3 separate regions of the Homo sapiens genome follow, and regions 2 and 3 are each linked to region 1. A link is a contact called in ENCODE Hi-C or POLR2A ChIA-PET data. All regions are on one chromosome and are shown on one strand. The core of a region is the stretch at or near the end of the contact, and the rest is flanking DNA. Distances in the headings are between cores, read along the strand shown.

What was found. Hi-C counts contacts between places; a loop is a spot of excess contacts on that map. ChIA-PET counts read pairs that join two places held with the same protein, here RNA polymerase II (POLR2A). Pooled maps may share reads with other maps.
Region 2: a loop to region 1 is called in a pooled map, with 2.1 times the contacts of the local background. The contact joins two enhancer-like sites. A Hi-C loop is called at or near these places in 10 of 50 pooled maps. POLR2A ChIA-PET finds 5 or more read pairs at or near these places in 3 of 52 experiments (A549, activated B cell and activated CD4-positive, alpha-beta memory T cell).
Region 3: a loop to region 1 is called in a pooled map, with 1.9 times the contacts of the local background. The contact joins two enhancer-like sites. A Hi-C loop is called at or near these places in 4 of 37 single-sample maps with no recorded cell type and 5 of 50 pooled maps.

Annotation. Positions count from the first base shown.
Region 1 is chr3:71,004,771-71,009,715 of GRCh38, reverse strand. The region is part of intron 12 of FOXP1 (forkhead box P1); the gene reads left to right. Among named protein-coding and RNA genes, the nearest start is that of FOXP1-AS1, 280 kb to the left of the region's middle. Within about 2 kb of position 2,240, at least 6 of the 41 ENCODE cell types and tissues checked have a DNase peak (open chromatin) inside an H3K27ac peak, as active enhancers do.
Region 2 is chr3:71,354,375-71,359,319 of GRCh38, reverse strand. It overlaps FOXP1 (forkhead box P1), which reads left to right. Exons shown (of 21, transcript NM_001349338.3): 4 at 76-170. Among named protein-coding and RNA genes, the nearest start is that of FOXP1-AS1, 67 kb to the right of the region's middle. Within about 2 kb of position 2,944, at least 2 of the 41 ENCODE cell types and tissues checked have a DNase peak (open chromatin) inside an H3K27ac peak, as active enhancers do.
Region 3 is chr3:71,268,081-71,273,025 of GRCh38, reverse strand. All of the region lies in intron 5 of FOXP1 (forkhead box P1), which reads left to right. Among named protein-coding and RNA genes, the nearest start is that of FOXP1-AS1, 19 kb to the left of the region's middle. Within about 2 kb of position 2,970, at least 2 of the 41 ENCODE cell types and tissues checked have a DNase peak (open chromatin) inside an H3K27ac peak, as active enhancers do.

The DNA.
Region 1 (4,945 bases), core at 991-3,490:
CTAGCCCATACTAGGCACTCTTTAAAAGCGTTAGAACTTCTTAACCTACTTAGATATATTTATTTTTCAAGGATGAGTAATTTTAAATATCCAAAAATTTCCAACCTTCTACCTAGGAAAAGGAGTTGTGACTATGCAAAGCATTGATATATCCGAAGAAATTGTTCTGTAATAGAATGTTTTAATCAGAAACCTCTGGTAAAAAGTCCCACACAGAGGGGAGGGCATGGCAAATTTTTTCCATAAAGGGGTAGACAGTAAATATTTTCAGCATTGCAGGCCATACAGTGTCTGTCACAGCAACTCGACTTAGCTCTGCCATTGGGGTACAAAAGCAGCCGTTGACCATGCGTAAGGAACAAGGAACGAGTATGGCTGTGTCCCTTGGACCACAGTTTGCTGTACCATTTTTGGTGTCACCAACATATTTTTAGCTGAGGAATGCTTTTGTGGCCCCGGACATAGCTATCCAGGGTTATGTTAGCTTGGATTCACAGAACCCTCAAGTTAGTCATATTTGAGGGGAGATATCCACGTGTGTCATGCGCCCCCCCCCCCCCGCCCCCATGATTTCATTGACCAACCATGGTTGCTGTACTTCCTTGATCTTGGGTTCTTCCACCCAGTTTTTAGGGTTCAGACTAAGGGAGAGGAAGTGACTTTGCCAGGTAACAGCTTTCTGGTCTTCTGCAGCTCCAGATTAATAAGCTGTAACTGTTACAGAGGCCAAGCTTGGTTCTTCAGGATAAAAATCCCATCTGTCAATACTGTGCCACTGTTAACAGAGAGAGGGGTTCAGAAAAAAGAGAGGTGGGGGGGACTCACAGGTCTAAAACTGAAGCATATTTTTTTTTCCCTCCTGAGGAAGAAATATCATAACTGTTGGTAAATCAAAACCAGAGATTTGACACTTTTCTGTGATCATTCTGCAGCATTTGTTCCCAAGGTGAGGTATACCACAGGGCCCTTGATTTCAAAGATAAATACTGTACAAATAACCATCCTGTTGTCTTTCCCTCACCGCCAACAGAGGGACGCTTTATCAGAATCAGCAGATACCCAGTCTATTGTATGCATTTATTTCCCTGTTTCTTCTGAAAACAACTTGCAGTTTTAGTGTTGATTTTTTTTTAATCTATCAACCATGAGTTATCATGTGACTGTTGCATTTGTTAGTGCTAACTGATAGCAGCAGGTGCTCCTGCTAACTCTAATGAAATCGTCCAGCCCTGCATTGCTTGGCATCCTCCGATAACAGAAAAACAAAAACAAGTCCCGTATCATCCAGAGTGGTGTGAAGCTCATCGGCGTTCTTCCATCTTCTCCCCACTTGAGTCCTTTCTTTTTTCTTCTTTTCAAACCAGGTGAAAGACACAATCTTCACTAGTAAAAACGTGGATTTGTAATTCTTCCCTTTCCTCCCCCTCCCTTTTTTTAATGCTCATGTAATGCATTGGCAAAATGAGGAGTAGATTTGAAGGTTAAATCCTGACCACATTTCCCTGTTTTTAACTTAGAAGGTAAAATCAAATGCAGGCCCATAGTTTCACAAACACCAGGTACTCTTATGTGCTTGGGGGAAAATGTTTCCATTTCTCCTAGTTTTTCTTTTAAGTGACCACTTGTATAACGTCTACTAAAAGTATCATTTGTATCCTTGCTTAGTATCCTATTTGAAAAGAATTTTTTTTCTTTTGGTGATTTCTCAGGGAGAAAAACTTCATGCAGAACAAAACAAAAATTCCCTTGCTTGTTAGATGTATGTAATTTATGAAAGCCAAAATAAACTGTATATGTGCTGTAATGGAAGACAGAGAAATGTTGAAGAAAATGCCCAGAAATGGAACTTTGACCCTTCCCGAAAGGTCGAGGGCTGTAGACAGTAGAGGACATTTCATTGGTAACTTGCTTTTTAAAATTTTTTTCTGTGAATTTTACTTTTCAAAACTGTGAAGAGTTTTGTGTGAAAGAAACTACTAAGTGTGCTCTGTAATGTTTTCACAAGTGTTTTTATCATGGTAACATCTTGTTTACTTTAGTTCCCTGCCTAAAACTACTTGGAACATGTTAAGAAAACACTTCAAGAAAGCCTCGACAAAGAGGCTTTTGTTTAACAGCCACCATGAGGCAGCGTGGATCACAAAGGTGTTAACTTTCAGCCCCTTAAGCACTTCCACATGAAATTCCAGCAACTATGTTTGTGGTTTTGGAAAAACAAAGTGTATGTTAAAGAAACCAGGTATATGCTAATACATGTCGAAGGAGGCCGGATATCATAAATTGTTTCAAACCCATTTGTGGCTCTCGGCTTGCACGCCTGAATGTTCTGCAGTGAAATTACCTCTAGTTAGTGTAGGAGACTTCAGCCATGTAGAGGGAATAGCTGTCTATAATTGTGGATGTATGCAAATCAAATTCCAGCCTCACAATTTAAATCTCGAGAAGATGAGGATGAAAATTTTCCCCATCAGATCTGAGGTGACAAGTCTTTGAGTATTGCAAAATGAGCTGTATATTTTTATGAATTTGACTTTTCTACTTATCATGCATTTTTTATTGGTTTTAGAAAAATAAAAATAGGGTGTTACCAAAAAAAATTTTTTCCCCCTTTTAATGTCTTTTTTAACCTTTCTGACATTGCTTAGGAGTTCAAGACCTTTCTTAGTACTCGAAGAGGTCAAAGTGGCCTAAATACCACAGTGCCCTCTAGTGATATATAGAATATTAGATAGAAAAGTTTAGACAAGTTTGCCAAAGATAACAGGCCCAGTGCCACCTCTTTGCTCAAAAGGAAGCAAATAACATTTGAACGCATTTTTTTTCAACAAACAGATTTTAGTTAGAAATGCAAATTAAATTTAAATTTTTCTTGTAGGCTTTGAAAACATTGGAAAATTTTTTGAATGTCTACTTATGCAATTAATTCTACATATAACTGCATATGTGCATGCGGTACATCTATATCACTGTAGATGCATTGTTGAGTGTTCTTATATTTTAAGAGCCATTAGTTAGCTTAGGTATTTCATGTGATCATTTCCGGCATGTAATTAGAAGGCATTACTTAAAAGACAGGGATCATCTTTGCTCCATACTTTTATTGACACTGTCTACCATATTATGGCCATGTCTAAATGGTAAAATTTATTATTAGCAATAGTGTCACAAAAGTCTGAGACAGCGATTTTCCTTTCAATAAAAGTAGTTAAAAACCTTTTAGAAAATCCATAATTTTGATTGCTGGTACTTCATAAACGTATAACTGGTACTTTTTAGCTGTCTCTTTAGGGAAAAATGAGTTTTATCACCTGCGGTACCTGGGTTAATGAAATTGTGTGTTGGAATTTAGCCAGGATGAAAGATGAGATCATTCCAAGACACTAATATTGGCAACAGGTCTCATAAAAAGCTCTGACTCTTGAGTGAAGTATCATTAGATTTTTTTATTATTATTATTTTATTTAAATTGAGAGATTAAGTTAGTTGTCATTTTCAAAGCTTCTGTACTAGCGAGATTCTCATTTGGCATTACGTTCAAAACCCAGTGACCTAAAAACCTGTACGGAGCCAAGAGAAACAGAGAAGTGTCCATCAGTGCCTAGTACAAGAATTTCCTTGCTTCAAATTTCAACTCCAGTTCCTGTTCAGCCCTTTACAAATCACGACTCTCAGCTCAAATTTGAAATAATGCTGCCTTTTTCCCCCGTGTTCCTCCTGTGTTTGATTGTTTGTGGATATTAGCTGTCCAGGAAATCCCATACTTACAGATATAAATCCAGAATGATCTTGTTTTTCCGCAGCCAGCCCAGGATGTATTAGACAGTTATGATGATTTGTTAATTTTTGTGACCTGTATTTATTTTATGTGTGCTGTATACTTCGAGGCTGGAATCAGCTGTTGAAATGCTCTCCGTCTCTCACAGGCAGAAAGGAAGCGCTCTACTTTTCCTTTTCTGCTTTGGATTTTCTTGCTTTATTTTTGGAAGGTTTTTTAAATCTCTTCACGTCTGCTTTTTATGCGCTTCTTCCATATGGTGATAAACAAGAGGTACATTGTGTTTGATAGACTTAAACTCAATCCTATCAAGGGTGGGTCTTTGGAGATGCATGAACAGGGTCACATTCTTTCCAAATGTGTTTTCCATCCATGATGTGTCTTGACTGTGTAATTCTATTCTCGTTTTTATGGTGATATACATTTCCCCCAAATAATATATTAATCCTCAGATTTAATATGTGTTTCAGTAGAATTCTGCCTATTACAGATAAGAAAATTATATTATAGTCTTGAAGAAGAATAAAAATCAACTGAAGTTAGCATTATTTTTTTTCTCTTATACCCGTCTTCATAAAGGGCACTCCTTATGATTCTGGTTTTTTTTTTTTTTTTTTTTTTTTTTTAAATCAGGTATTTGTTTCTCTCCACCTCTGATTCAGTTTCTATTCACAGAGACCCACTACTGCTCCTGAGTCTCAGTGTCAGCTCACTGGCTAAGAGATGCTGCCAGTTTTTGATGTCTCAACTTAGGATGGTTATAGAATAATGGAAACTAGGGCAGTCTACCAAAAAATTAAAGAAAAAGTAATAAAAATTCAATCCTACCAAACAATCTATATTTATAGTAGCCTGTTGTTTTTATAGCTGTATTTTAGCAAGATTTTATATTTGCATCAATTTCGGTCTGGAAAAATGACACATGCCAACGTTCATAACCGTTCCTGATGTCTCCACATTTTCCATAGCCCTTTTTATTTCAACAGCATTTCACTGGGCTGCATTAGAGGCCATTTGAATATTTCATTTCCTATTAATTATGCACTGTGACTCTCAGTGTCATTATAAAAAAGAGCCCTAATGTAACAAAGGATGAAAAGAACCATCAAGCAGTGTGACCAAAAGAAAATATTCCAAAGCTTGTCACGTATGACCGGCTTAACATCTCTA
Region 2 (4,945 bases), core at 1,695-4,194, 350 kb before region 1:
TCGTGTGTCTGTGTTGCTTTTGAAGCATCACCATTTGCCCCTTCACTTAACCTCTTCTTTTCTTTTTGCTTTCAGCTTCCCTCTGTGTGTTGCAGTCCTGTGGCATTATGCATGCCCCCTCCCAGTGACCCCAGGCTTTTTATGGCTGTGAGACACGTTAAAATTTCAGGGTAAGTGACAGACACCACTGATGCTGTATACCACCTAAAAATTGCCATCTACCTTTGCGGGGGACCCAGTGGTCGATATAGTAATCCTGCAGAAGATAATGGCCTTTCTAATTATCAGGCCCTGATTCTGAAGCTAGCAGGCATTTGAATGCTGCTACCCCCCATGATAGCTTTATGGTTTTCAAGAATAGGGTTCATAACGGGGATCATATTTGTGGGAAGGTGACCTAATGCAGGGGTTGGTAAAATTTGTAAGGGGCCAGATAGGAAATATTGTCATCCTCATGAGCCATACAGTCTTTTTTGCAACTAGTCAACTCTGCCTTTAGAGCACAAAAGCAGCCATAGATAATATACAAGCAAAGGGGTGTCACTGTGCTCCAGTGAGACTTTATTTACAAAAACAGACAGTAAGCCATATTTGGCCTGAAGACTATAGTAGGCTGTCCCTTGATTGGATGCATCAAAAACGGACATTTGACCTGTAAACCTGACACCTCGCTGGGTACCACTCCGTCTGACCTTGAGCAAACCATTTATCTGCGAGAAACAGGAATAAAAAATATATACCTGCCCTTACTACCTTGAAAGATGGTGTTGTAAGGATGAAACAAGATATAATGCATGTGAAAGCACTTTGAAAATTTCGAAACTCCTTACGAATGTGATGATCGGCTCTACAGTCATTCTGGTTCACCTTGTGGAGTGTGACTTCTTCACCTTTTTAATCACATTGGGCTTTCATGAGCGAAATGAGTGTGGGGGAAAGCTCTCTTATTTTCTGAGTAATGTGGTTTGTCTGTACGTTCCTTCTATTTTACAGTTGATGGACTAGCTGTTGAAATGTCTTTCTTTTTAGTATCAAATATGGATGAAGGGATATGCGGGTAGATTATGGTAGGCTAAAGATCAAATGCCAATGAAGAACGATTAAATTTCCTTTAATCATCAGAATCTGAGAGTGCTGTAAGATCTCACCTTTAATATAGGCCTTAATAAATAATAATGCTTTGGATGCCTACAAGTATGTTTAAATTTCACAAGTCTTGCATGTCAAAACAGAGAGACAGGCTCAGCAAATATGCTTCCCTGGGCTAGCAATACTAATTAAGAAGGCAAGTCATACTTAAACAAACAGCTTTGGGAATAGAGGGTTAATCAGAATCCCAATTCATGAATCTTCTAGTTTTTTTTTTCCCTCAGAGAAAATTGTAGTGTCATCTTTAGATATGTTTTCATGTCATTATATTAGTTAAGAATTGTTTTCTAGTAAGAGAGATATAAGTATAAAAAATTATTTAAGTATTCTGTCGTAAAAACATCTGGGAAGAGCAGTTTGTGTCTTCTATCTTTCTACTCTGCTTATTCAAGTGCGTTCCTTCATCTTCAAGGTCACATGGTGGCTGCTGGCTCTCAGGCCATTGCCTCTACATCCAAGACAAAAAGTAGTTTTCCTGGCTGAGGCAGGCCTTTTTAAAGCACTTTCCCTGTAGCCTTATCCAATGATGCCTGCTTACATCCTATTAGCCACCCCTAACTGTAAGGGTGTCTGGGAAATGCATCCTTAGACTTGAACAATTTGATGTCCCAGGTAAATTCTGGGTTCTAGTACTAAGAAAAGGTGAATGCTTACTGAGCAACCATTATGGTTACTTTTACGAAATCATGCTGTCAATTTTGCTTACATGTTTAATTTTTATTTATTTTCAATGAATGCCTTCTGTTGACTGTGCCTTGTTTGAATTTTACATGTTAGAATTTTAGCCTGTTTAATTCTCAGCAGAGATACAGCTCAGTAAATATTTTAAGACCACAATATTCTTACTGAAAGTGCCATGGCAAATCTGAGAAATACATTTCTTTATTAAGAGAGCTATAAAGCAAAATTTAAACTCTCGAATATGCTAGTCTAGTGGGTTTTCCTTCCTGTGGATGTAAGATTTCATTAAGGCTTGAGTACTAGCATGAGGTCTTAGTGGCACGCACTCACACCCAATTCTGTTCCCCCTATATGGGCAGGGGACATTGCTGACAGCTTTGCATTGTCCCTCTGTTCTTATGTAGACTCAAGGACGGGACAGAACTCTCCATCCTACCTTTCTGTGATTTGTTGCTCCCTGTATCTCTGCTGAAAGCTTACCGTGGGAGTGGGGTGCACGGGACAAGTAAGCCACTCCTGTCCAAATTTTCTGTCCCAAATTGGCCTGTACATGATTCTTGTGAGCCACTTTTTATCCCATAAAATGAATAGAATGAGACTTCCCTATGCTTTGTATTAATAATATATTCTCTGCCTATACTGGCCTGTGACGAGTAGTCATAAAACTTAGGGTAATGGATGCATTCGCAGAAACTCCTTGGATGCCTCCTGTGGATACAGGATAGCAGCATGGTTAAGAGTGTCTGCTTTGAAGTTAGATTGGCTTAGACTCAGATTCCACCTTTTCCACTTCCTGGCTGAACAACCCTAGGCAAGTTACTTAACCTTTCTGTGCCACGGCCTCCTTATCTGGAAAAGGGGATAAAAATAGAAGCCAGCTCACTCTGAAGAGTTAGAGAGGTGATGCTTGTAAAGAGCTTAGCACGGATCCTGGTACATCATAAATGCCAGCATTGTACTAGGCACCCCAGGTGATACAGTGGAAATCTCTGTCTCTGACAAGCTTGTACCATCCTGTTGCTGGTTCACTGGTCGTTGTTTTACTGATAGATGACGCATGTTTCGCAGTCCATTGCTCCTCACCTGGTATTCCCTTGTAAATGCAAGTACAGCCTTGGGAGCTTGTCCTGCTGCACATCTGCAAGGACACGTGCAGCTATGTATACAGCTGCTGTAGCCCTGTTAGCAGAGCTTAGGTCTCTGGATCCTGTTTTGAGGATTTCCCCTGAGAAGCATACAGTTCTTTTTTTATTCCTTTTTTTTTTTTTTTTTTTTTGACTTAGTCAGACAATGGTCCTGCCTCGCAAGCAGAATTCACTAACTGCTTTCAAGTTGGTATTGCTGATGATAATCTGAAACTGTAGGGTTTCGCTCGTGCAGGCTGATGTTACATGATGTCGATCTTCTGCCACCTCATCCTCCATCCCTGCCTCTGTGCTGACTCGGCAAAGCAGGTCCTAGTCCCCCACAGATCCTCTTGGGAATGGCCCTCAAAGGACTGTGTCATCTGCACACAGAAGCTGCCACAGGTCCGTGGCAAAGAATGTCAGCAGTACTCATGGATGACCCAGTTGGTGACTTGTACCCAGATTGAAAAACAGTGCCAACCACGTGACCCTGGCTGTCTCTTGAGTTTTTGAGCCCTGTTAGGTGAGACGGGTAAGAGTCACACCACCTATAATAACAAACCTGCAGTGATAATTCATTAACATTGACACCATATCACAGAACTGATGGTTTTGGGGCAACAGACCCCAGCCTATAGTAGTACTTATCAGGGGTCTGCCTGACATAGGCTTTGCTTCCATCATGTTCACTGTGTGGAGATAGTGGCTTGAAGATCTGGCGTGTTCAAAAGACTCTTGGAAACTTCGAGCTTTTGCCGCGTGGTTTCCAATATTTTATTTAAACCCCATTACTCTTCTCAGATGTCATAAAATCTCCCTTGCCTCTGAATTACGGGATACCTTCCATGCCTCCCAGGACTCACTCCTTCTCATCCCTTAGTGTTCAGTTCAAAAATCAACCCCTTAAACATGCCTTTGCTGACCACCTACGTGAAAGGGGACAGCCCCTTTATTATTTTTCTTGATCCAAACCTCTTGTTTGTTCCATATGTTACAGCCCTGTCCCTTCATGAATTCACCTGTTTATCAGGTAATAAGCAAGAAGTAGGTCGTATTCAGTGTGGCTTCTCCATGGCTAGCAGTGCCTAACATATGGTAGGTATGCATGCAGTCGGTATTTGTTGAATCAGTCAGAGTCTGGGGATTTCCCTGTGAATTTCTGTATTTTTATGGCACCTAAGAGGACTGTATCTGGTTGAGGGAGAAAGAGAAGGAACAAAGCTACACACATCACCTTTATTGTAGGAATAAAATACTGCCCTTGGGTTTTCTCTGGAAAGTTCCCACTATGTACTGCATACTCTGCGTGTCCCATCCGGAAGGGGTTATACATTATCTTCCCCATGAAGACAGAATCATTTGCCACTTGAGCCTGAAGGATATTGTGGGTGGTACAAATTGATTAAGGACATTGGGATCCAAGCTCAAACCCCAACACTCTCATTCAGTGGCTCTTTTTTTGGACAAATTATTTTCTCTCTCTAAGACTCAGTTTACTTGCCTGGGGCAGGGGTAATAGCATTACCTAGCCACTGAGCTATTGCGAGGATTAAATTAGATGGTACGTATAAAGCACTTTGCACAACGTCTGGAACAGAATAACAGTGCTGTTGATTTAAGGGTATCAGCAAAGGCTTTGGGGACCTCCACTGATAAAACTCATCTTCTGCTTTCTTCTGATGTTCATTTTAGAGGTGGCAAAGATGGCAAAGAACCTTGATTCCCGATTATATTTGCTCATGTTTCATGTGCTGAATTAACTTCAAAAAGTACAAAATAAGCAAGCAGTGAGATAGTCTGTTTTATATTTGTTGTTGACACGTTGACTGTTGGATGCTCATGACCTGTCTCAGGTAGCACATGCTAGAAACCTCAAGCGCTGCAATGGCTCAGTGTCTGGAGCCTGACCCACATCCAGAAAACCATGGAAATTGAGAGTTTGGGGTGCTGCAGTGTCTGTACGCCTTCTTGCTGGGGATATGTTTTGC
Region 3 (4,945 bases), core at 1,721-4,220, 260 kb before region 1:
CCCCTTAGTCCTAATTCATGTATAGTGAGAAGTTAGGAGGCTCTACTGGGGGAGGGAGAGAGCAATTTCCCTTCTCCAGATGCTGCACCTTCCAAACCATGGAAGACCATGGCCTTGAGATGGTTGCCTCCAGGTCCAGAAATAAGCTAGACCTGAGCTTTCCCCTAGCAGTTCGGGAAGAGATGTCACCCTTGAAAAGGTATCTGCAGCAATCCTGGAAAGACTTTCCAGTCAAAAAAATGACCAAAGTCAGGTGACCCTAATAAGGGGCAGAGCTCTTTCTCCCAGTTAGTTAGGAACAGTGGACAATATGAGTGTCTTTTCTTTGGTGTAACGCTTGACTGCAGCCCAGTGACATTAAAGGGTTGCTAGTCAATGAGAATAAAGGACTGAGAAATGAATTTCTAGTTTTGAAGGAAAACAAGGGACTAGAGACCTGTGTGAGAAGACCAGGGGATCAGATACCCGGGGTGGGGGGCTGGGGGGTAAATGTGGGACACAGGCATGGAAGCTTCTAGGTCTTCTCTATTACTGAGGCCATCTTCTGTTACTTGTCCTCCTGAAATCCCCCACCCCTAGTATATTGCAAGACCCATGGGAGCAATATGGTAAGGGCCATACTGGTTTTGCTCACCACTGTTGGGTATAATTCTACACGGAGCCTCAGGAGGACATCGAAGTTGACCCACCCGGGATGCCGAGGACACTGCTGAGAGAAAATTGTGCATATTATTTCTCGTTTTCATTGCTGAATTTCCCTAGTAATCTATTTATCAAACTTTGACTCTTCCTTCTCCTATAATTGGTGATTCTTTTGCACAAAAGAACCCCATTATTCCATGTGTATAGAATGTTGACAGATATAATACTGCCTTGTTCGGTGGTTGTTTTTTGGGTGTATGCCTTATCTTCAAGTCACTCTAAAATCCCAGTGGGTAGAGAACCTGTCTATTAAGACTCTTTTGATTCCTGATTTAGAATGTATAATAGGTGCTTTATAATTGATTATGTCCCCAGTGAGACTCTTAAGCTTTTTTGAGTACAAGAACAATGCCTTATATGTATTCATCGCCCCTGCCAATATTTTACACATAGTAGGTCTTGTCCTAGAGGCAGAACCAATTTGGACAGCAGTTTTAACAATTCAGACACCCTGTAACATGTTGCTTCTGTAACAATCCATGGCTTTGGACTTAAGCCCAGTGAAAGCACATTAGTGGTTATGAGTTTCTCCCTGTAAGGTTTTTCCTCTTTGTCTCCTTTCTATTTTTTGGTACGTGAGCAGCCTCTGTCTCTCTGTAGGGAAGCAACAGACAGCTTCAGTGAGTACAAATGTTATATTCACATGTGGAACATAGCCCCAGAGATAATCATATGTACCAGTGATCCGTCAGTAGATGCTATTACCCGTGTGGTTCTTTTATCAAAGGAATTAAGTTCTCTTGATGTGTTAATAAACAGTACTTTTTTGGCCAGCTCTGGAGTGGATGAATAGGTGTTTGGATGTCTGTCTAGATTGACAGCTTTAGATTGCTTTTTTCCTGAAATCTGGTAATTCCAGATTTACAGTGAATTTTCTCTTAAGTTGTGTTTTCAAGTGATCACACCGAATTGGTGGGCAGCAATTCTTTCTTTTACCAAAAAAGTAAAATTATCGTTAACACTTTTTATCAACAAAACTAATTCTTTAAGAAGTCTTTGTTAATTTTTTGTCTTTTCTCTCTCCCTACATTTGTATTTGTTTACCACAGATCTTTAGATATGTTTCTGTTGGAAGGAAGTATTCTCTTTTTTTGAGACAGAGTCTCGATCTTGTCACCCAGACTGGAGTGCAGTGGCATTATCTGGGCTCAGTGCAACCTCCACCTCCCAGGTTCAAGCAGTTCTCCTGCCTCAGCCTGCCAAGTAGCTGAGATTACAGGTGTGCGCCAGTACACCCGGCTAATTTTGTATTTTTAGCAGAGTCGGGGTTTCACCATATTGGCCAAGCTGGTCTTGAACTCCTGACCTGAGGTGATCTGCCCACCTTGGCCTCCCAAAGTGCTGGAATTACAGGCGTGAGCCACCACACCCAGCTAGAAGTATTCTTTAAACAGATGGGTGCAGTAGCATTTACTTCATATCTTGCACCTTGGGAGGGAGAATATAACTTGCCTAATGGCATAATAATTGATTTCCCCCCTTGTCACTTTAGAATAAGACTTTATAACGCCCCCAGAAAGAGTCGAAGATGAAACATGACAAACCAGAAAAATTTATTGGCCAAGGTGTCCACTCCACTTGGTAACTTTTTGAGGGCCTGATCTGGGGTTATCTGTCCTGTAAGAAGATTAAGATCAACCCAGTTAAAACACGGTGGGCCCCATCCCTGCTAAGACCAGGTTACAGGATAAAACTCTCATCCCTCTTGGTTGTTAAGACGAAATTTTCATTCACTTAAAGCATAAATCCTTTGCATAATATTTTTATGCTTGTTCTTCTCCTGTGTGTAAACCTTTATTTGGCGCCTTCTCTCTTCTGTGGGATTGACTTTTTAGGGCAAATGAGAATTTTGAAGATAATTACTCTCCTCCTCCATTCCTGTATCTTTAACAACTGCCAGGTCCCAGTGACACTTTGATAAAATGTTTTTAGAGCCAGTCACTTGTGTTGCTGTGGTCTGCCTTGTCGTAGAGGCACATCATTTTTGCACATCAGTATTAACAGTTCAAACACCCTGAAATGCTAATAGCACTAGTAAGCTTTTAATTCCATGGAATTTATTGCTTGCTGTGTTTCCATGAATTTATAACGCTTTGATTCTTAAGAGCCCCATTTAATCAGTTTTGCCTGGCACCGAACATAATAAACAACTTGCTGGTGAAAAAGTGCCACTCGGGGAGGCTGCTAACAAGGAAGTTAAATGCTTCTGCCACGAGCAGTTTCTTCGCTGTATTTTTCATGAGCTGTAATGTACTTTGCTGGCTTCAGAGCGGTGGTTAAACACAGTGACAAACCGAACCCACTCCAGCACTCGGAAACTCAGACTTTGCTAGGTGCTTTGGCAAAAAGTATAGAAGAAATCAACACTTTCAGCCTTTTCCCCCCTGCCTCTAACTTATTGGTTTCTAATACTTTTTCATTATCTTTACCTTAATCTCTTAGCATATGATTTATGGACTGGAATGGTGAGTGATATCAGTGGGCAAAAACAATCATTAGAGGCTGTTAAGGAACATTTATTGTTTATTTGGCTACCTGTCTATAAAAGTACACATGAAGGCCCTAATAGCAAAATATCAAATTATCAAGTGCTTTAAAGCAGAAAATGTCATTTGTTTCTCAAAACTGCACCAACTTTATATAATTGCCCTTTTAATTATCCCTAGTGGCCCGTGAAATTTGCAAAATAGAGCATCAAAGCTTTGATTTACTTACATGTTGCACTTTGGCGGGATTCTTAATGAATATTGTTTAGTACTAATGCTGAGATGGAATTCGTAAATGTTTATAGTGAGGGACTTACTTAGAAGAGTGGGGAGGCCAGTAATGAAACTGAATCAACTGGGTTCTTCAAGATGGAACAATATGGCCATATTCTTGGGCCTAACATTTTGAAAAATTCTTTTTATAGTGGAATTTTATTTTTAATTCAGGTCTAGATGAATACACATTAAGTTTAGTTTTGCAGAATCTTTTTTTTTCTGCCTAGCTATCTTATTACTTTCCAAGGGCTTTTGAGGAGTAATTTGTTTCCTGGCAATTTCGGATTAAAATCACCTGTTTCTTCATAAATTGTCATCTTCAAGGTAACACTGAGAACTGGATCTCTGAAATCTCATGTTTTCGAGATGATTTTTATAGCTGCAGACCTGTGGGCTGATTCCAGACTGAGAGTTGAAGTTTTGTGTGCATCATCATGTGCCATTAAATGAAAAAAAAAAAAAACAAAAAAAACCCCACTCTGAGTAGCTGTGAGTCCAGGAAGGGCCTGCATGGGTAGTGGTGCCACTGCAGAGTGAAGTTTCTATCTGTCTACGTTCATTTACCTTCCCAGATTTTTGTCTTCCTTCTGCACAGATGAACCACGAGGCTACATGTTGGGTAATAAAAGAAGTAATGATACAGGCTGGTGATAGGGAGACCCTGGAATTTGATTCCAGGCTGGCTCAGTGGGCACAGGAAGCTCTCTCTTAATATCTCAGTGATAGAGATATTAAATCATCCTGGTGGACAGGTGGACACCTGTGGAACATCACTTGTTAGACATCCCCAGGTTGACAGCACACCAGCGATAACCGCCCTTTGGGTGTGGTATGCCTGCTTGCATCTTCCCAGCCCACTGATGAGAATGTCACAAGGGACAGAATCAGGGGACTAACAGAAGTCTGTAAGATTACATCTCTCATTTCCCCTTTATCTACCTGTCTTATCACTTGGTCAGAGGGGCTGGCATGATGTGTCTCCAAGCAAACCATGTTGGTTGTTTTTCTCAAAGTGATGGTAAAAAGATTATTTCCCCTCAGTATCGCCCCTGGTGTGGAAGAGAAGAAGATCGGTTTTAATTACTTGGCTCATCAGTTTTTGAAGCTTCTTCATTATATCCCACTACCCCCCCAACTTTCCCAGTCTTCTGGGGCTTTTCCTGCCCCTTGGAATCTCGGAAATACATTTGTCAGTTCTCAAGCATTTTGGAATACTTTATCCTTGTGATGTGACTGTATCTGATTTTTAGAATTATTTTCCGCCTCCTTCATCTAGCTGATGGCAATTTAGAAGCTGAAATAAATTAGCCGGGCGAGGTGGCGGGCGCCTATAGTCCCAGCTACTCGGGAGTCTGAGGCAGGAGAATGGCGTGAACCCGGGAGGCGGAGTTTGCAGTGAGCCGAGATCGTGCCACTGCACTCCAGCCTGGGCGACAGAGCGAGACTCTGTCTCAAAAAAAAAAAAAAAAAAGAAAAGAAAA